Regions from separate parts of the Homo sapiens genome. Here region 2 is linked to region 1. A link is a loop called in an ENCODE intact Hi-C map of the cell type or tissue named here. Cell type or tissue: ovary. All regions are shown on one strand. Each heading gives the region's core, and the rest is flanking DNA. Links, peaks and the distances in the headings are about the cores only.

What was found. A loop is a pair of places that touch in the nucleus more often than their neighbours do. Peaks named below come from ENCODE experiments on the same cell type or tissue, not always from the same donor. Only the 100,000 strongest peaks of a DNase experiment are listed, where the experiment ranks them.
Region 2: a loop joins it to region 1, with 3 times the contacts of the local background. A loop is called at or near these places in 63 of 110 quality-filtered maps.

Annotation. Positions count from the first base shown.
Region 1 is chr1:180,519,536-180,530,493 of GRCh38, forward strand. No RefSeq gene overlaps it. Among named protein-coding and RNA genes, the nearest start is that of ACBD6, 22 kb to the left of the region's middle. RefSeq lists an enhancer at 1,794-2,993. In ovary, for the core only: no CTCF peak of the experiment used is centred there; no DNase peak of the experiment used is centred there.
Region 2 is chr1:181,175,615-181,185,093 of GRCh38, forward strand. It overlaps LINC01732 (long intergenic non-protein coding RNA 1732), which reads left to right. Exons shown (of 3, transcript NR_125966.1): 3 at 6,275-6,594. Among named protein-coding and RNA genes, the nearest start is that of LINC01732, 5.9 kb to the left of the region's middle. RefSeq lists an enhancer at 6,375-6,874. In ovary, for the core only: no CTCF peak of the experiment used is centred there; a DNase peak (open chromatin) is centred at 4,567.

The DNA of each region.
Region 1 (10,958 bases), core at 1,028-9,027:
CAGGCATTAGCCACCGCGCCCAGCTGTCATGCCCTTTTTAATAGTAAGGTCTGTTTCCTGTTGCATTTCAATGCATGGTACAGGGTGAGTTGTTTATGAAGAGAGAAGACTGAGAAAGAAGAGTTGGAAAAGGAAGAGAATTCTTGAGGTGTGCACAGATGCATATAGCAGTAGTCCCCAACCTTTTTGGCACCAGGGATGGATTTTGTGGAAGACAAGAGGGCAGGTGGTTTCAGGATGAACTGTTCCACCTCAGATCATCAGGCGTTAGATTCTCATAAGGAGCGTGCAACCTAGATCCCTTGCACTTCACAATAGGGCTTGTGGTCCTATGACAATCTAATACCACTGCTGATCTGGGACAGAGCTCAGGAGCTCACAGGAGCAGGGCTCAGGGCTGGGGTCCCTGCCGTAGAGTGATTGAGAGACAGGACTGCCACACATGAAAGAGAGAGAACCGTTATGTAAGTCAGCACTAAATCGTGTGCTCAGAATTGTTGCTGCCTCAGGAATTCAGGAAACAGGAAAGATCTGTGAGGCCTGGAGTTGAGAGAGAGGCCAGTGCTTCCTGGAGATGGGAGCTAGCCCAGAGGGATGGTGAGATTTGAACAGAAAAAAGTGAGAGAGATGGGCATTTGGCAGGTGAGTGAAGGCATGTGAGAAAGCCATTAGGGCGCACTTGCAGGACAGTGGTTTAGGGTAAAATGAATTGATTGGGAAGCTGGGAGGGAAAAGGAAAAATGAGCAGTGAAATGATAAAGCCATAGTAGAATAAACCTCCAGTTTTCCGAGGATAAAGAAATAGTTTTAGTCTGGTCTTTCATTTGTACCCTGCCTTCCCCCTGGAAGTTGTTTATTTGTTGATTGAGACCGGGTCTTACCCTGTCACCCAGGCTGGAGTGCAGTGCCACTATCATAGCTCACTGGAGCCTCGAACCCCTGTGCTCAAGCAATCCTCCTGTCTCAGCCTCCCAAATAACTGGGACTACAAGCATGCACCACCACTCCTGGCCCCCTGGAAGTAATTTTAGGTAGCTATGAAAGTTATTGTCGAAGTGTTGGAGTGGAATTTTGGCTTAGTTAAAATAATTGAGAACGGGAAGGATGGATGACTTTGACATTAATTTAATTTGATGACTACAATCCATCTATTAAAATGGCATTCCGCTGACTTGTTTTTCTTTTTCCTTTATCCCTTTGCTCTTCATAATATTCTCAGGACTTTATTGCTCAGTATTGGCTATAATGAAATTGTATTATCATTCTACATATCAAAGTATTTCATAGTTATCCAATGCATCCATTACAACTGAATAGTTAAAATAAATGTGTTCTAGTACTTCCTACTAAAACCTGTACAGCCTCTCTGGAGCCCAACCTTGGCCTTCCTGACAGATCTGCCCTGGCAGGTGAATACCCAGGAGAACCTGCTCTAGGGAGCCCCTTTCATGCATCTGATAACTCTGTCTCATTAACACTGACGGTGTTGGTTAGTTGGTCCATAGGAGTTAACATGCAGAATTCACTGTCAATTTTAGTCAGGACAGGACAGGTTATGTGGCAGCAACAACAGCAACAACAAAAAACCCAAAACTTCAATTGCTTAGCCCCACAAATCTTTTATTTTATTTTATTTATTTTATTTTATTTTTTTTTTTTTTTGAGAAAGAGTTTTGCTGTGTCTCCCAGGCTGGAGTATAATGGTGCAATCTCAGCTTGCTGCAACCTCCGCCTCCCGGATTCAAGCGATTATCCTGCCTCAGCCTCCCGAGTAGCTGGGATTACAGGCACCTGCCACCACATCTGGCTAATTTTTTGTATTTTTAGTAGAGACAGGGTTTCACCATGTTGGCCAGGCTGGTCTTGAACTCCTGACCTCAGGTGATCTGCCCACCTTGCCCTCCCAATCCCAGCAAATTACAGGCATAATTTGCCTGTAATTTGGGATTACAGGTGTGAGCCACCGCACCCAGCAAATCTTTTATTTTTGCTTGCACTCTGTTGCTCTGCTCGTCAGCATCACTGGGGGAAGCATGCTGACAAGACCCATCTTGACATCTGCTCACACAATCTCGAAGGCAGCAGTAAAGGAGAATGTAGCATATTGTGGCTCTTAAAGCTTTCACTCAGGTAGGACTTAGGTCACTTCTGCACACATTTCATCAGTCAAAGTGAGTCACATGGTCAAACCTAACTTCAAAGGGGACAGTGACGTGCAGTCTTACTACATTCCTGGAAAGAGAGGAAAGCCAGAGTATTTGTGAATGTCATTAGGGACGTTCTTTTTCTTTTCTCTTCCTTCTTCCCTCCTTTTTGTATAAACATATATTATTTAATGGAAAACTCCCTGCCGGGATAGGATCACTTGCTGAATAATAAGAGGTGAGATACCTCATGCACATTATTACTTTGAAAGGTAATTCCATGCGGTGTTTTCAAGGACTACAGCACAATTTCTGCAAATGTAGCCCAATTCAGAGACCATCTATAGTTTATGGAAAATATTAACTTTAGTGACTATAATTACACGGAGCCACATGTCAGTAGTGCCCTGTTTTCCACAGAAACATGAGATATTTTGCAATTTATCAACAAGTGTGCTGACCAGATTCCAGTCGAAGGCTTTCTTCCAATCCATGGTGCTTGTCCAGGCATGATCACTTAACTTTAATGCATGGGAGAAGAAGCTATGTACTTCCTACTGTGCCCCTTGATCTTCAGCTACTGGTTGAGGACTGGGCAATGTGTTACACTGTCACCTTCTGGCAGGGTTACGTGAGGGTTTTCTATTTGCATTACGGGAATGACGGGAATGACGAGCATGCCTTAGCAATTTGGAGGAGTTAGTTATCTGATACCGTAAAGGACACTGGCTTTGACATAGAAAGAACTTTGCACAGGCTTGTCGTTCGCCTGGGGATATGTCTACTTATTTTCTGCTTTTAAAATGATTTCCTGTTTTGTTTCACAACTTTGCCACCCATCTATTTTTAATTAATCTACCTTGGAATTCCTTCTAGACATTGTTACATGTTGATAAGGAAGGTCATGACTGAAGACAAGTGAAACCATACTTTGAGCTGTTTCTCTAGGAGAACAGAAGTCATGTCTGTCTGGTTTGCCACTGAATCCCATTGCTTGGCATGGTTCCTGGCACATGGTGCTCAATAAATATTATTGAATAAATACATGAATGAATGACAGATAGAGAAGACATTATTGACTCACCTGCATGGTAGTTCTCTATCTTTCTCTTGACCAATGGCAAAAAATTGCAAGCTATTGGACTGGAATGAGAGATGCAGAGACCTTCACCACAGTAAACTAAGCTAATAAGTCCACAGCTTTGCTTTCCCATTATTTTAGTTGCTAGATTGTTTTCCTCTCCCACCACACTCTAGTCATGCCCAACTTTCCAGCCAAATGGAACTACTGGCCATTCTCAGAATAGGCATGTTTCTTGTTATGGGTTGGATTTTGTCCCCACCCCCCCACAAAAATATATGTTGAAGTCCTGATCCCTGTACCTGAGAATGTGACCTGATGTGGAAATAAGGTCACTGCAAATGTAATTAATTAAGATGAGGTCATACTGGATTATGGTGGGCCCTAAGAAGGTGCCAATGTATAAGGAGATGTCCTTATAAGGAGGTGGCCATGTGAAGAGAGACACACAGAGAGAACACCATGTGACAATGCAAGCAGAGATTGAGGTGGTGCAGCTGCTAGCCAAAGAATGCTAAGGACTGCCAGCGAACCACCAGTAGCCAGAAGAGGCAAGGAAGGATTCTCTCCTCCGCGTTTCGGTTTGAGCATGGCCCTGCCAACATCTTGGTTTTGGACTTCTAGCCACTTGAACTGTAAGACAATAAATGTCTCTTGTTTTAAGCCCCTTAGTCTGTGGTTCTTTGTTACAGCAGCCCTAGAAAACACACACTGCTCAGGCCTGTATGTTTTGTTTCCTCCATCTGATCCATGCCCCATTGTCCATCTGAGGACCTCTTTTGTTGTGATGCAATCAAATTCTCTCTTCTTGGGTAAAAATCTCTAAATCCTCTCTAAATTATGATGAGAAAACTGCCTGCAATGGCAATTATTCAAGAGTAAAGACAGAGCCATAAGTGGTACAACTGTTCCACTTGGTTCAAAGGAAGGTGTGAGAAGGGGTTTAGGGAGGATTGTGCCACAAAGAATGAAGTCATGAGATCAAGATTTTGAGTTATGCATAAAAAGTAGGCCCAGGTTTGAATTCACTTTGAAAAAAAAAGAAAGAGAAAGGTTGGGGAGAGGGAGACAGAGAACAAAGGAGGGAGGAAGGGAAGGAGAGAGTGAGAAGCCTCCTGGGCATGCCTGTTATTCCTCTCATGGCCTTTTAGTCAATCAATTAGATAATAAATTATTCATAACCTTCTCCGCTGGCATTCAGGTACCTGTAGTGAGAAATGATGGATGTTCTGGTGACCCATGTAAATTTGCTTGGATTCAGAACCATTGTCTCAGCCTGTTGCTCAAATTGCTCTCTCTATTCCTAGCATCACGTTGGGCCTGGCTGGAGGAGGGACTGTTAAGTCAATACATACCTCTACCGTAATGCCTACCACCAGGGGTTTTAGTCGTCTTTGTTGCAAAACCAATGAGTAGCAATCAAGTCAATGAGAATGAGTTGAAGGGACAAAACAGATACACGTATTGTCACACTGTCTTGGGCGGATGGGAAGGAAGAGAAGAGGTGACTTTGCTAGGGGAATGAGCTAGGAGCAAGGTATGTGGTGAACCCACAAGCTGGACTGACCCCTCACTCCACAAGGAAGGCTGAACAGGGCAGCCCAGCTGGTTAGTCCTTACAGGCGCCTGTGGTCAGCTGAGCATGGGGCTAGAGAGGAACATGCACCCATCACCAGTGGGCAGGGTAAGCATGGGCTTTTGGTATCAGAAAATCAGGCCTCCAAAATATTTCAGCAGGAGGAGCTTTTGACAGTTAAGAAAGCATTTAAAGGGTCATCATTTAATTTGCTGGGGTTTATATTTATTTTATAATTTATAATGTAAAATGTATAGTTTACATATTTCATCGCTTAGAGGTTTTAAAGGCTTTAGTCCACCCCTAAGTGTTTGAGGTGGAGGAAAGCTGGGACTCTGTCCAAACGGGTGCTGGAGTTCGAGCCAGAGAAATGAGTTCCTAATATGAAGGACAGAAGCTGACATGTGGAATCAGAAGTAGGGAGGAGGATGGGTAGGAAAGCAGAGGTCACTGATGGGAAAGCTGAGAATGACTAATGACTGGCAGAGTGAGCAAGTGGGAGAGGGTCTGGAGAGATTCTAAAGACTTAGGACAGAGGCCTGCAAAGGCTTTCCAGCCACGTGTGAGGGTGGACTGGGTTCATTGAAAGGGGTAGGAAAAAATGAGTGACAGCATTTCACTCCTGCCCTTAGCAGAGCTGCTTACCTTCCAGAAGACATCGCAGGCAGAGCAAGGAGACTCAACAGTACCACATGATGAGGTGAGAGCCTGAGAATAGCAAGGCCCTGCTCCTGCCTGTATTATGAGGGTGGGCCCTGCCCCCAGCCCCAGGCAAAGGAAGCCCATATGTGCAAGGGCACAGCCCTAGAGGGAAGTCAATCATGAGGGTAGTGGCCACAGTGGCTGGTTCATCATCTGAGGGGCTTTGTGAATTATTTCATTGGTAGGTGCTGGAGCAGCCAGTCAAGGAAGGGTCACTGCTGCCCTGGACACAACACAACAGCAGTTGTGAGCCATCTTAGAAATCCTTCCTCATTTGGAGCCAAATCATTGTTGTGCTATTATTAATTTGCCTCCTTGCTTAGACGTGAGGCTGGCCACCTGGGGAAACACTCCTGTCACAGACAGGAGAAGTATGAGTGCATGGAGCAACATCTGACACTTGGCGATGCTGGCCTCGTAAACTGGACAGGTACAGACTAATTAGAACGTGCTAGAGCTACTCCAGGTGAGTCACTTAACTTACTCAGTAAGGGATAAACTGCTGTTAGGCAAAGGACCTGAGAAAGGCTTCTTACCAACTTTCAGCTCTGGGTTGATTCGTTCAACAACTAATGGTATTTCCTGATTTCTTCTTCCTGTTTCAGTTACGAATGTAATTGTAACCTGGATGTTACCAAGTCCAGTTTGCTTCTGAGGCCTCCTGCCTTTGCTATTCATTGTGGAAACACCGTTGCCCTTTAATGCATCCATCATCTCTGGCTCTGGAATCCTGCTTCCTGCTCAATCCTTGCTGCTTGCTCTTTCCTCCCTCTCGAGGTAGCCAAAGCAGACACAGCCTGTCTCCTCTCTGTTGCAGAGCACCACTAATACAGAGCAGTTGCATGAAACAGATTTTTCTGAAGATGTCATAACTAATGAGAACAGACAGAGCTATTATAGCCTGGGGTAGGAAATAATTTCAAATACAACATCAGAGATGATTGTTTCTAGAAATGCATTGGCCATTCCCTCCATGAGGAATTTCTTTCTATCTGTGTCCCTCCTTGGCACCCCCAGGCACTCCAATGCCAGAATTGCCTAAAAAGAGATCAAGAAATATCCTTCCGTATGGATGGAACTACCATGTATTACATGCCAGGGACTGACTGCACTAACAGTCTGATTCTCTCACTTAATCCTCTCAGCAGTGTTCTGTGGTATACATTCCTATTTTACAGATGAGGAAACTGAGTCTCAGAGATGGTAACCTGGCCAGGAACCCACTGCTGAGATTTGCATCCAGTTCCTTCTACCCCACACCCATGCTCCTCACTGCAACACTTGCTGTCTCCCTGTGTAGTCCTAGTCTTCGCATACCCTCAGGTCATCAGAATTTAAATCTATTACTTTACCCCTTAACTCAGCAAAGCTTTCTGTAGAGTCAGGTAAAATTTTTCCCTAACATTTTCTTCCATGCAATTGAATCCCTTCTCCAAGAGCTCCCTTGCAAAAACGGCCCTCCCTCTCCCGAGATAAGTTTCATATTCACTCTGATTTCCTTTGCGCTGAAGTGTTTCTCCTCACTTACACTTCTAGATAACTTTCTGCTGTCTCTGCTTCCCCCACTGCCCTTTTCGCTGCTTTGTCAGCTCCTCTAAGGAAAGAGCCTCATTTAATGCCAGGAACTAGGATCCATTTGCCTCCCTCCCCTCTTGAAGCAAGGGAATCAATCCCCATAGATAAGGCAACAGGACGGTGGACTCTGCACTGAATTTCTCAGGTGCCTTTTTCAGTGGTGTGGGAGAGAAGGGGGACCCCTCCCAACCCGAAGCCATATTTTCTTCCTGAGCTTGGCACTCCATTAAGCCAGGACTTTCAGCCCACCTGAATCCTCATAATTCTTAACTATGTCCTTGCCCCTGGTTGGGATAACAGCCACAGATAAAAGGGAGCGGACATTCAAATGGAGTTATAAAGTACACACCGTGGTTCTCCTCCCTGACCTTGCTCTATACACTGTCACAAAACAAATCCACAGTCCCACAGAGACCTTAACCCAGAGGATGGTGAGAAGCAACCCAAACTAATATATAGCCCTGTCTCTAAGTACCAAGAGATGACAATGACAGCAGTTGGTTACATGAAGGCATGAACCAATCAATGGGTTTTTTGAGAACCAATTTGGTAGGAGGCATGCTATCAGAGACGTTAAAAAAAAAAAAAGAAAGAAAGGCTGAAAGATAAGCTGCACTGATGGAATTTACAGCCTGTTTCCAAAGATAGGATAGAAAAGAATAATTATCCGTTCCGGAGATGATATGCCAAGTTATAAATGTGTTAGGTAGACAGCAAGGGCTCCGGGAGTTCAGAGAGGGGAGGCAGCACTGACCTGGGAAAGGACAAGGAGACTTTCACTGAGAAGAGATAAGGCTTGTGCATAGACTTCTTCAGTAGGCCAGAGGGGGAAGGACATACAGAGTCTGGTGTGGAGAATGGCATGAGCAAAGGTGCGGGGACAGGAATGTGAATGGTGTATTCAAGGGACAATGACTCATTCACTTGGCTTTCTTTACAGCTGCCACATAATAGTGGACACATAACTGATTATTATTATTTTCTGTTTTTAAAGACCTCAAGAATAAAGCAAGAGACTCAGACTCTCAATTTAGTGCTCAGTGACCCCAGTGCTCAGTGACCCTGAGGAGGTCAAGGTGAATCCGAGCCCTGTCAAAATTCTCACCCTCATTTGCTGGAAACTCCATTGATTTAATGCTGTGGTTCAGGAGTCTAATCTTTGGAAAACCTAAAAAATAACCTGGTCAAATCTTAATTACTAAGCATAGCATCATTTATGATTTTGACTTTGTCAGAATTGGTCACTAACTTTCCCCGTTTTAAAACACTTCAGAGCTATTTGGAGCCAGGAAATATCTCTACGAGGAGGCTAATCCTGTTAGGAAACACTGTTGTCCTCTTTTTTTTTTTTCTTGAGACGGACTCTCACTTTGTTGTCTAGGCTGGAGTGCAGTGGTGTGATCTTGGCTCACTACAACCTCCACCTCCCAGGTTCAAGCGATTCTCCTGCCTCAGCCTCCCTAGTAGCTGGGATTATAGCTGCGCACCACCACACCCAGCTAATTTTTCTATTTTTAGTAGAGACGAGGTTTCGCCATGTTGGCCAGGCTGGTCTCAAACTCCTGACCTCAGGTGATCTGCCCACTTTGGCCTCCCAAAGTGCTGGGATTACAGGCGCGAGCCACCACGCCTAGTGTTGCCCTCTTTAATGAGTGCTACACAAATGTCTTGGTGATTTCACATCCGCAGTTGTTGTGGGGTGTGTTTTGTTTGTTTGTTTGTTTTATTTTTTGTTTTTTGAGATGGAGTCTCGCTCTGTCGCCCAGGCTGGAGTGCAGTGGCACTATCTCAGCTCACTGCAAGCTCCGCTTCCTGGGTTCATGCCATTCTCCTGCCTCAGCCTCCCGAGTAGCTGGGACTACAGGTGCCCGCAACCACGCCCGGCTAATTGTGTGTGTGTGTGTGTGTGTGTTTAGTAGAGATGGGGTTTCACGTTGTTAGCCACGCATTTCTTGAGGATTAGACTGCTGTTGCAGATGAGCGCCGTCCTCTGTCTCTGAGTTCCAGGGTTTGTGTTCATGGAGGTGTCTTGTATGGTAGTTCCCCAGCACTGAGGCAGTCTCACCTCCATGACAGAAGCAGGAAGATTGTTTTGCTTTTCTGATATTTTCTATGGAAGATGCTTTTGTTTTCCAGTGTTTTCTATTGAGGAATACTAGCTACCTCTAACTCAAAACATACAGGAAGCTCTCTATACTTATCATATTTTAAAAATGTTTTTTAACCAAACTAGCTTTCCTAAATGGTTACTATACATTTCCAGTGTATTTCGAAAGGAAATTAATTCTCACTTCATGACTTCAGCAAAATAAAAAGCAAAACAAACACTAGAGTACTAAAGGAACAACTACTCGAGACATCGTGTTCTCTTAGTCACAGGCACATAGGAGGGAAAATTCAACTAAGCCTCATTTGGATGTATTAAAATAGCCTTTTTCCTAGCTCAGAATCACATTTCAAAGGGTGCCTAGGTGCAAAGCTAAGCCAAGTATAACCTAGCCACAAAGTAGTGCCAAGGGTAATACACTGTTTTCTGTTTTGTTTTAAGCAATGAAACACAGCAGGGAGCTGAGAACATGCACAGAACCAGGAGCAAGCAAACCCGAGCTGCAGGGAGCTGGGTGTCCTTGGCCAACTCACCCAACCTCTCTGAGCATCTTCATTTAGAAAATGAGCGGCTGGGCATAGGGGCTCACGCCTGTAATCCCAGCACTATGGGAGGTCGAGGCAGGCGGATCGTTTGAGACCAGCCTGGGCAACACAGAGAGACCTCATCTCTACAAAAAATTTTAAAAAATAAAAAATTAACTGGACGTGGTGGTGTGTACCTGTAGTCTCAGCTACTCGGGAGGCTGAGGTGGGAGGATCACTTGAGCCCACAAATTTGAAGCTACAGTGAGCTAAGATTTGTGCTCTAGCCTGCCTTAACACATAATGACCAAGTGAGAAAATGTATACAAAAGCACTTTGTAAATGACAGGTTTTTCTACAACACAAAGGAATCATAGAGGTGGCTATTTGGGGGAAAATGAGGTATGTGCAAAGCTTCCTTTTAAAAGGTGACTTTTATGTCTAGCATTTTTGTGTGATTTAAGTTCAGCAATTAGAGGATCATTATTTAATACCCTAAGAAAATACTGTTATATTGTGTCTTCCAAATGAACTATTTCTGTTTTTACTGTCACTTGGAATGTTCTCCATGAAAGAAAAGTATTTAAAGGAAAAATTACCTGGAAGATAATGGGTGAGATTTTTATAAGTGCCTTCTGTATGGGGACAAAGGGCTTTTTCTGCTACACCTCCTGAACAGTTTGATTTATTTGACAATATAATACATTTTTTCAAATAAGATGAGGAAATAGGTGTTCCAGCAAGTGATATGGGGGTGGCAGAGTGGGGAGGTGTTAAGGGGAGGGTGTCAGGGAGGGAGGAGAAAAGAATATTGGGAAGAGCTGACCAGGAGAAGTCTCAGGCAACCATACTGAGTATCTTCAGAATTGTAGTCGGGTACACAAGGACCCTCCCAGGTGAATACAGCATTTTGCCAAGTCTCCATCATCCTGTGAAGGTGTCTGGGCTTCGGCCGGCCCAGAGGACTGAGGGAGACTGGCCCGACCTCTCCCTACTGCTATGCTCTTTTTTGAAGGCTAATCAATAAAATGTCACGGAGCACTTTTCTAAGAAGGCCATGATCTGATATTCAGGCAAAGAGAGAACCCTTCAAGGCAAAGTCGATATGACAATCTCCCAATAACTGGCTTTGCTGCCTAAAGCATGAAGCACCCTAAATCCCAATCGCTCAGTCCCTACTTAGAGCTTATCCTCAAAGAGCTGGATTTCTAACTCATTTTCATTAAGGCAAAATCATTAACAATAGTTG
Region 2 (9,479 bases), core at 1-8,000, 660 kb after region 1:
CTCAGGACACTAGCCCCAGTGCAGGGGCCCTCCAGCAGCTGCAGAGCTCCTCTAGCACCTGGTGTGGCACAGCAGCTTCCTTTATCTGATGATAGGTCACTGACCAGCTAATACAGGCCAAGGCTGCTGGGAGGCCAGGAATATGGCCATGAGGAGCACAGCACGATGTTCCCTCTATCACGTGTGCATATTCTAGTGGAGGAAGACTGACAGTAAGTAGGTAAATATATGTACATCAGGTGGTGGCAAGGGCTATGGAAAAAATGAGCAAGAGAGGGGCATAGAAAGTGGTAGGATGGAAGGGAGATAGGGTGGGCAGGGAGGGCCAGATAGAATGCAGTTTGAGCCACTTAGATCTCTGAAGGAAGGAAGAACATTCCAGGGATAGGGACCAGGAGGACACAGGTGCCAGGACAGGAGCATACTGGGCATTTTCAAGGACAGGATGGAACCCAATGTGGCTGGTGTGGAGTGAGAGGTGGGGAAGGGATAGGAGCGGGAATGTGGAGGGAAGATGGCCTGGGGTCCTGTGGGCATTAGCCGGGCTCACAGGGGAGCTCTTGGAGGGTTATGAGCGAGAAGTGAGCTGCTCCGTGCATTCCAAGGATCCCTCTAGGAGACCTGAGATACCTCCTTGCCCTGTTCTGCAGCTGCGCTGGCTGCAAGGTACAGATTTGGCCCTCAGCTAAATTGCAAGGAAGACAGAGGAAGAGAGAGGAAGGTTCCATTCTCCTGTTTCTTGCCCATTTCTCCTCATCAGTGGAACCCTGCCTGTGCATGGTCTTCTTTATTTGCACACAGCTCCCTGCCCTCCCCAATACCTTACCAATGATTTACGCTTTAGTAAAATCAAGGCTATGCATTCCATGACCCCTTCTCCAAAGTGATGAATTATGTCTCCAGAAAAGATATGTTGAAGTCCTAACCCCCAACTACTGCAGAATATGACCTTATTTGGAAATACGGTCATTGTAGATGAATTAGTTAAGATGAAATCACGCTGGAGTAGGATGGGCCCTTAATCCCATATGAATGATGTCCTTTTAAGAAGATAATGTGGGCCGGGTGTGGTGGCTCATGCCTGTAATCCCAGCACTTTGGGAGGCGGGTGGATCACCTGAGGTCAGGAGTTCAAGACCAGCCTGGCCAACATGATGAAACCCCATTTCCACTAAAAATACAAAAATTATCTGAGCGTGGTGATGGGCACCTGTAATCCCAGCTACTCAGGAGGCTGAGGCAAGAGAATCACTTGAACCCAGGAGGCAGAGGTTGCAGTGAGCTGAGATGGCGCCACTGCACTCCAGTCTGGGTGACAGAGTGAAAATCCCTCTCAAAAAAAAAAAAAAAAAAAAAAGCTGATGTGAGATACAAGGGAGGAAGGCCATGTGAATATGGAGGTGGAGGTGGGATTAGGCAGCTGCATGCCAAGAACAAGGCCAAGGATTGCTGGAAACCACTGTGAGCTGGAAGAGGCAGGGAAGGACTCTTCCCCAGAGCCTCCCGAGGGAGCGTGGCCCTGCTGACTCCTGGATTTCAGGCTTCTGGCCTCCAGAATAATGAGAAAATGAATTTCTGTTGCTTTAAGCCACCTGGTTTGTGGTACTTTGTTATGGCAGCCTTGGAAACGAGTCCCAGGGATGTTTCTTAGGGTCTGATTTCTAATCATAAAATTTGAGATTTTATCCCATTCAAAGAAATATCCGAAGTCTTATTAGCCTACTAGTCAGCCTTTACCTGAGGACAAAAGTGCTTTGTTTTGGGGGAATCCTGGGGCTGTATGGGAATTCCAAAGGGCACATTTGGCTCAATGGCCTGGATGTCTTACCTTTGGGAAGCAGGGAGCTGGGAGGAGCCTAGCTGGACCCCTGCCGCTCTGCTGGATGGGTTTGGCTCAGGGTGTGGATATTGGTTAGGTGTGGATACAAAGGCTTGGTCCTTGCTGTGGCAGAGAAGGTTGATAAAGGGGCCTGGGGAAAATTAAATTAGATGCTGAACTTTGCCTTTTATTCATTTGCCTGAAGATTAAGCTGTCCACAGGTTAATCTGCAGGTCCGTTCACAGGCCAGGGACACAAAATGATCAAGACAGAGTCCCCTTCAAACAAACACCACACATGTATGTTCACTGTGGCATCATTCACAATAGCAGAAGGTGCAGACAACCCAAATGTCCCTCAGTGGATGAATGGAGAAACAAAACATGGCACACCCACACAATGGAATGCTCTTCAGCCATAGATGGAATGAAGTACTGCCCCACGCTACAGCATGGACCAACCTCGAAGACATCATGCTGCGTGAAAGAAGTCAGCCAGAAAAGGCCATATACTGTATGATTCCTTTCATGTAATATACCCAGAATAGGCAAAGCCACAGAGACAGAAGGCAGAGTGGTGATTGTCAGGGCTTGGAGGAGGGAGAAATGGGGAGTGGCTGCTTAATGGGTATGGGTTTCCTTTAGGGTGGTGAAAGTGTTCTGGAACTAGGTAGTGGTGATGGTTGTCTAACACTGGGAATGTGCTAAATGTCACTGAATTGTGCAATTGAAAGTGGTAAATTTTATGTAATTTTACTACAATTTTAAAAAAACAACAGAGTGAGAGAAGACAATCAACAGAGAAATAGATATTTAACATATACACTATGAAGACCAAGAAGATGGGCTAAGGAGGCAGAGAGTGATGACGAGGGTGCTATTTTATGGGGTGGTCAAGGCTGGCCTTTCTGAGGAGGATGTGTGGGGAGAGCCAGGCACATGGCTGGGAGGAGACCCTTCCAGGATGTGGAGGAGGAGCAGCAAAGGCCTGGGGCAGAAGTGAGAAGGAGTGCTGGGGAACCAGCAAGAGGCTACCGGGACTGCAGCTGCAGTGGGAGGGGGTGGTGAAGGGATGGGGTGGGGGGGCAGCGGGCAGAAGAGGCCAAGTGCCTGCAACCACTGTCAGGGGTGGGAGCAGAGTAGTGGAGGGAGGGGCGAGTGTGGAAGCAGGAATTCAGCCAGGAGGCCGTTGCAGACAGGGATCTGTTTCTGAAGATCCATCAAGACCGGAGACTAAACACTTGCTTCTTGCTTTGGCTGTGCTGCTATTAATTAGAGCTCTGCAAACGGCCTCTCTCCTGTCCTCAATTCCAGTGCTGCAGAGTCATGATTAAGCAGATCTGTCACTAAGTGAGGATTTTGTTGTGCTTTTTGAATGCAGTGCCTAGGTATGTTCATTTATTTTTCTTTCAAGTTTGTATTGAACGACGTATTATATCTCACATGGTATGTCTCCTGTGCCCCACTGCCTGGGGCTCCCTGTCCCTCTCCACTTGCTTTCTTTTTTCCCATTGCACTTACTTATCACTACCCAACACATTGGACATGCATTTGGCATGCTTGGTTTTATGTGTCAAACTTGGCTAAGCTATAAGATCCAGTTATTTTTTTTTATTTTTTCATTTTTATTTTTGAGATGGAGTCTCGCTTTGTGGCCCAGGCTAGTGTGCAGTGGCGCGATATCGGCTCACTGCAAGCTCTGCCTCCTGGGTTCACGCCATTCTCCTGCCTCAGCCTCCTGAGTAGCTGGGACTACAGGCGCCCGCCACCATGCTTGGCTAATTTTTTTATTTTTTATTTTTTAGTAGAGACGGGGTTTCACTGTGTTAGCCAGGATGGTCTCGATCTCCTGACCTTGTGATCTGCCCGCCTTTGCCTCCCAAAGTGCTGGAATTACAGGTGGGAGCCACCGCGCCCAGGCAAGACCCAGTTATTGAAGCAAACACTAACCTAGTGTTGCTGTGAAGGTATTTTATAGATATGGTAAACAAGATCAGTTGTCTTTAAGTAAAGGAGATTACCCTTGATATCTTGGTGGGCCTCATCTAATCAGTGGAGAGGTTTGAAGAGGAAAACCGACGTTTCCCTATGCAAGAAGAAATTCTGCCCCAAGACTGCAGCATCAGTTCCTGCATGAGTTTCCAGCCTGCTAGCCTGCTCCACAGATCTCAGACTTGCCAGCCTCCACAACTGTATGAGCCAATTCCTGAAATAAATTCCTTTATACATATATGTAATATGTACACATACACACATCTATGTCATCTAGATTTAGAGCTAATCTAGCTCCTCCTGGCTCTGTTTGTCTGGAGAACCCCGACTGATACTGATGTGTTTATTTGCTTATCATCCTCCCTACCCCAGACGGAGGCTCTCTAAGGGGAAGATCTTTTGTCTGTTTCCTTCATGCTGTGTCTGAAGTGACCAGGACAGCAGCCGGCAATAGGACGTGCTCAGTCGATATTGTACAATGGATCTTCATAATTCTTGCTTATTTGTGTGGTTGTTATCTGTCTGAAATTCAAGAAAGAAGGACATGAGAAAAGAAAAGGATGAAAGCACACTGGTCTTATCTGAGGCTGGGGATTTCCCCGTTGGGCCCAGTGTTGTGGATTCTGCAGTTGAGTTGTGTCTGTTTGCAGCTGAAAGAAAGCTGTGGCAGTGAGGAGAGGTTGCAAATTTAGAATCAAGTTCAAGTTCTCCTAGCAACATGCACACCCCCGCTGCTGGCTGGTGTAATCCAAGCACCAAACACGTGCAGCTGGGGCAGTGCGTGTTGCTAGGAGAACAATGACTCTCTTGCTTCCAGAGCTGGTAGGTGACTGCGGTATTACCAGGGGCGCACAAAGTGGGTGTTGCCCTTTGTTTCCCAAGTAATTGTTTTAAAGCAAGGTGAGGAGGAGCCTGGGGAAGGGTAGAATGAGAGAAAGCATGAACCCTGATTTGTGTTTGTTTGTTTAGGAACTAGAGGTTAGTGAAAAGCCTCTTGTTTCAGAATGTGTCCCAAATGGGTTTACAATTAGTGACAGAGTCTGTAGGAGCTTATGAAACAACCAATTCCCCACACTGTTTGGCTCTCAGCATCCACAGACCATCTGGATCAGCTGAGCATGAAGTGTGGGGGCGTGCATTGGGGGTGGGGTCCAGAAACAAAAAAGATCAAGCTGGCATCGGTTGGGGCGGGAGAGGGATTTGGGTTTTCAGATTTCCTTTCGCTTAATTACATTCGCAGGCTGTCCTGATCCTCATTCCCCTTCCCCATTGTTTCTGCCCTGTCAGCGGGGTTGACTGGCTGAAAACAGACCACCCGGGCAGCCAGAAGAACTGTGCCTGTCCCGGCAGCCCTGACTCTGGACAGGTGGTGTGGGGTGGTGTGAGGTGGTTGGGGGACGGGAGAACAGGGAAGCAGGGCCAAGGACAGTAATATCCCTGGCCACTCTTCATATATGTAGTCACCAATGCTCAAAGTCCTCCATGCCCCCACTTCCATCCTGCAAAGGAGGAAGCTGAGCTGCCAAGGAGTGGCAGAGCTGAGAGCAGCACCAGCTCCGTCTCTCCCGAAGACCACCTTCTTTCTCCCATGTCTGCCTGCAGGATTTGATGATGAGACATCGTCTGCTACAGGATTTGCAGGGAAACATGGAGTATCACTTTGGGCCTATTTTCTAAGAGAATGGCCTGAAGAGAATAGATTCAAGTTTTCTCCCAGAAAAGCCTCTGCTTCAGGAGCAGGTAGCAGAAAAAATACAATATGTTCATCAAACAGGTTTGATTCCCCTCCTGGACACATGGAAAGGCTATCTTTTTTTTTTTTTTTTTTTTTTTTTTTTTTTTTTTTAAGACGGAGGCTCGCTCAGCCACTCAGGCTGGAGTACAGTGGCATGATCTCAGCTCACTGCACCCACTGTCTCCTGGGTTCAAGCGATTCTCCCGTCTCAGCCTCCCAGGTAGCTGGGATTATAGGCACCTGCCATCATGCCTGGCTAATTTTTGTATTTTAGTAGAGACAGGGTTTCACCATGTTGGCCAGGCTTGTCTTAAACTCCTGAACTCTGCCCGCCTTGGCCTCCCAAAGTGCTAGGATTACAGGCGTGAGCCACTGCACCCGGCTGGAAAGGCTATCTTTCTGAGCTTCCACTACTGTAAGGTGGAGTCATAGTGTTAGAGTAGGTAGCTAAGCAGACATGAGCAGGACAGGAGAGGACTCCCCACCCCCCCCCCGCCCACAGGAATGTCAGGCAACCATCAGGTGATGGTCAGGCAGTTGTTAACTGTCAGTCTAAAATAATAATAGGGCATAGCTGGCACCAAGGAAAGGAAGACTCCTAATAGAAAACACCTGAAGCTGGTGAGCAGCCGCTTCCTGGTAAGATCTCAGGAGCTGGGCAAGTGGGCTCTAGCCTGGGCACTAAGAGGCAAAATGACAGAGTTTAACCTGTATATGACCTTCCTCTAGGAACACTCTACTGGTAAGGGGAGAAATGCCTCAAATGAGCATGTGCACAACTTCAGTAAACATGCTGTGCATGTGGCCCCTCCCAAGTGCCCGCAGGCCACCACACAAGTGGACAGCCCTGGACAGCCCGCCCCTAGGGAAGAATCAAGGGAGGAGAAACAGAAGCCCTGGAACTGTGCTAGCATATAAAACCCCAAGTCAAGGGCTGAATGGCACACTTGGATCTCTCAAGTCACCTGCTTGGCCCCCTTCCAAGTGTATTTACTTCCATTTGTTCCTGCTCTAAAACTTTTTAATAAACTTTCACTCCTGCTCTAAAACTTGCCTCGGTCTCTCCCTCTGCCTTAAAACTACTTCTGCCCCCGCAGCCGAATTCTTTCCTCTGAGAGGGCAAGAATCAAGTTGCTGCGCACCCCTGCAGATTCACTGCTGCTAACAATGGGGCTGGTTTTCTGGCCTGTGGAACGTGGGCTAAAGGGATGAGCAGCCCTGCCTGGCTCGGTCCTAAAACCTGCCATACCATCCTCCCCCTGTTTTCTTCCCGTCTGCTTGTTGGATGCAGGGGACCCAGGGTGGTACTCCAAGGCCCTGAAAGACAGTGGAGCTACTTGGGAGGAGCCCAGGTCCCGAATGCCTTAGTGGAGCAGAATGTCTGCTACACTCAACTCGTATTGGACTCTGAAGGCAAAACTCACCTTTGTTGTGTTGAGCCACTAAGTTTTGGGGGACATCTGAAACAGGCTGTGCTGATTAATACGGAGCGGCCAGGAGGGCATGGGAAATGATCAGTTTTGTGGGCTGGGGGAGAGGCAGTGGGATTTGGTGGAAGTGTTTCCATGAGGGGGCAGAGAAGAGCCTCCTGGAGATAGAAAGGTGAAGTGGAAAGTGCTATCCTAAATTGAGAAAAGGGAGCCAGTGTGTGTGCACCCTCTTATATTTGTAAATTAGAGTTAACACTTCTGGTGGGGCCCTCTGTAAACTGTAAATACGGATAATAATGAAGGTTTGTATTGCATACACACTTTTCTAAGTGCTTCAGATGGATGATCTCATTTAACCTTCATAACATCCCGGTGAGGTAGGAACTATTAATATCAGCCTCATTTTAGAGGTGAGAAAACAGAGATGAAGCACTTTCCCCACCACCACCAGAAAGTAAGTGGCACAGCCAGGATGGAGTTGAGGTATCCAGGCTCTTGAACCTGCCTCTTAACCATGATGTCTCTCTCTCTATGGACTGCACACTAACACCTTTCTAATCAGGATGAAGAATTCTGCTGTTATACCTGGTGGTCTGAAATAAAGCAGAAATTTGGCTGGCTCAAGTGTTCCAGGTTGCTCAAGAAGCCATGCAATTCAATCCTCTCTGAAACGGTGCTGTATATTCCTGGAAGCATCCTAGAGGGAACAGGGAGCGCTGGGCTGATGGGGGAAAATGAGGGTCGAGAATGGGAGAGGCCAGCCTGCATTATTTGTAGGCTCAGAGGAAGGGTCCTGAGTGGAGGACTAAAGGAGCCACTGTGGCTAGACCGGTGCTCTTCTGACCCTGGTGCCACCCAGGAGTGCGTCTCACTGCTGGGGCTGGCCAGCCCTGGCACATCTGGCGAAAGGACTGTTGGTGGGAAGAGACCTCAGCCACCCTCTCTAGACTGTGTCCTAAGAAGGAGGATGGGTCCGAAGGTGGGAAACGTATCCTATACATCTTTTTTTTTGAGATGGAGTTTCGCTCTTCTTGCCCAGGATGGAGTGCAATGGCATGATCTTGGCTCACTGCAACCTCCGCTTCCCGGGTTCAAGCGATTCTCCTGCCTCGGCCTCTCAAGTAGCTGGGATTGCAGGTGTGCACGAGCACACCCAGCTAGTTTTTGTATTTTTAGTAGAGATGAGATTTCACCATGTTGGCCAGGCTGGTCTCAAACTCCTGACCTCAGGTGATCCATCCACCTTGGCCTCCCAAAGTGCCGGGATTACAGGTGTAAGCCACCACACCCGGCCTCCTATACATCTTTGTATCTTATACAAGAGAGGTTTGAATCCGCAAAGCAAATCCTTAGCAAGGGCCTACTATGTTCCAGGAGATGTACTAGATACTGTGATAGTGAACCATGGCACGGCCCCTTCCTCATGGAGCTTTCAGTCTAGAATCTTCATCGGAGGAGGAGCTGAAGGTCATAGGCACTATAGGGGTGGGGCTGGGATGGCAAAAGGGCTCAGAAGTTCAGAAACCTCCAAAGCTAAGTCATACAGTTTGACTGGGATGGGGTTGTTTACTTGCAAGTGTTTTCTGACAGCTGGAAGCTGTTCCTAATGGCAATTTGTCCACAAGAACTTATACACTGCATTTTAGAGTTGTGGGAGAGTGAAGGAGCCCTCACCTGGGCTGGCTTCCACCAGGGAGCCATAAGGGGAGCTCTTGAGTGGGGATTTGGATAACCCTTTTTTAGGACCAGCAGAAATGATGCCCAGAATAGGGTCTTTCCATTTTCAATGTCGCTTTGCATGAAGATCTACTTGAGAGGCTGAGACAGGAGAATCACTTGAACCCGGGAGGCAGAGGTTGCAGTGAGCCAAGATCATTTGGGATCAATTAAGTCTACCTTTAATTTTCTCAGTGCCACAGGCACTCAGATGGAGCTGAAACCTTGCATTGAATTAGGAAGAGAAGAAAAATCATTGGTGGGTCTAGAGCCTGCAGACATGATTTGCTGCTGGGACACTGCATGCAGGCAGCTGCGCTTTTCCCCAGTCTCTCTTGCTTCCTTGGACAGCAGCTTTTGGTAGTGTAAGTGTTGGATGCCCAGCTGATGTTTGGCCTTAGGGTGCAGGCAGACTTGGTGTCCTCATTCCTTCAACAGATGTGCTCTAAGTGGGAACAGCCTCCCTGTGCCAGGGATGTGTCTGTCCCCTATTCATGCAAAAGCAGTGCTGGGAGTGCAGAGGCAATGCGGATGGGAGCTTGCTCATTTTCTTCATATTTCCTTTAGGCTCCGAGACCCCCACGCACTCTCCACATCAGGTTTAATGCAACTCACATGAACTTACAGATGAGCAGGGCAGAATTCCAAAAATATCCCTCTGCGGTCACCTCTCCTGAACTCCAGCCCTCTGTTCCTAGTTGCTTTCTGGATGTCCTGCAACACATCCCAATCATTATGTCCTCCTTTTACTCCACCACCATTTATTTAGAGTCTTCTCTGTGCCAGGC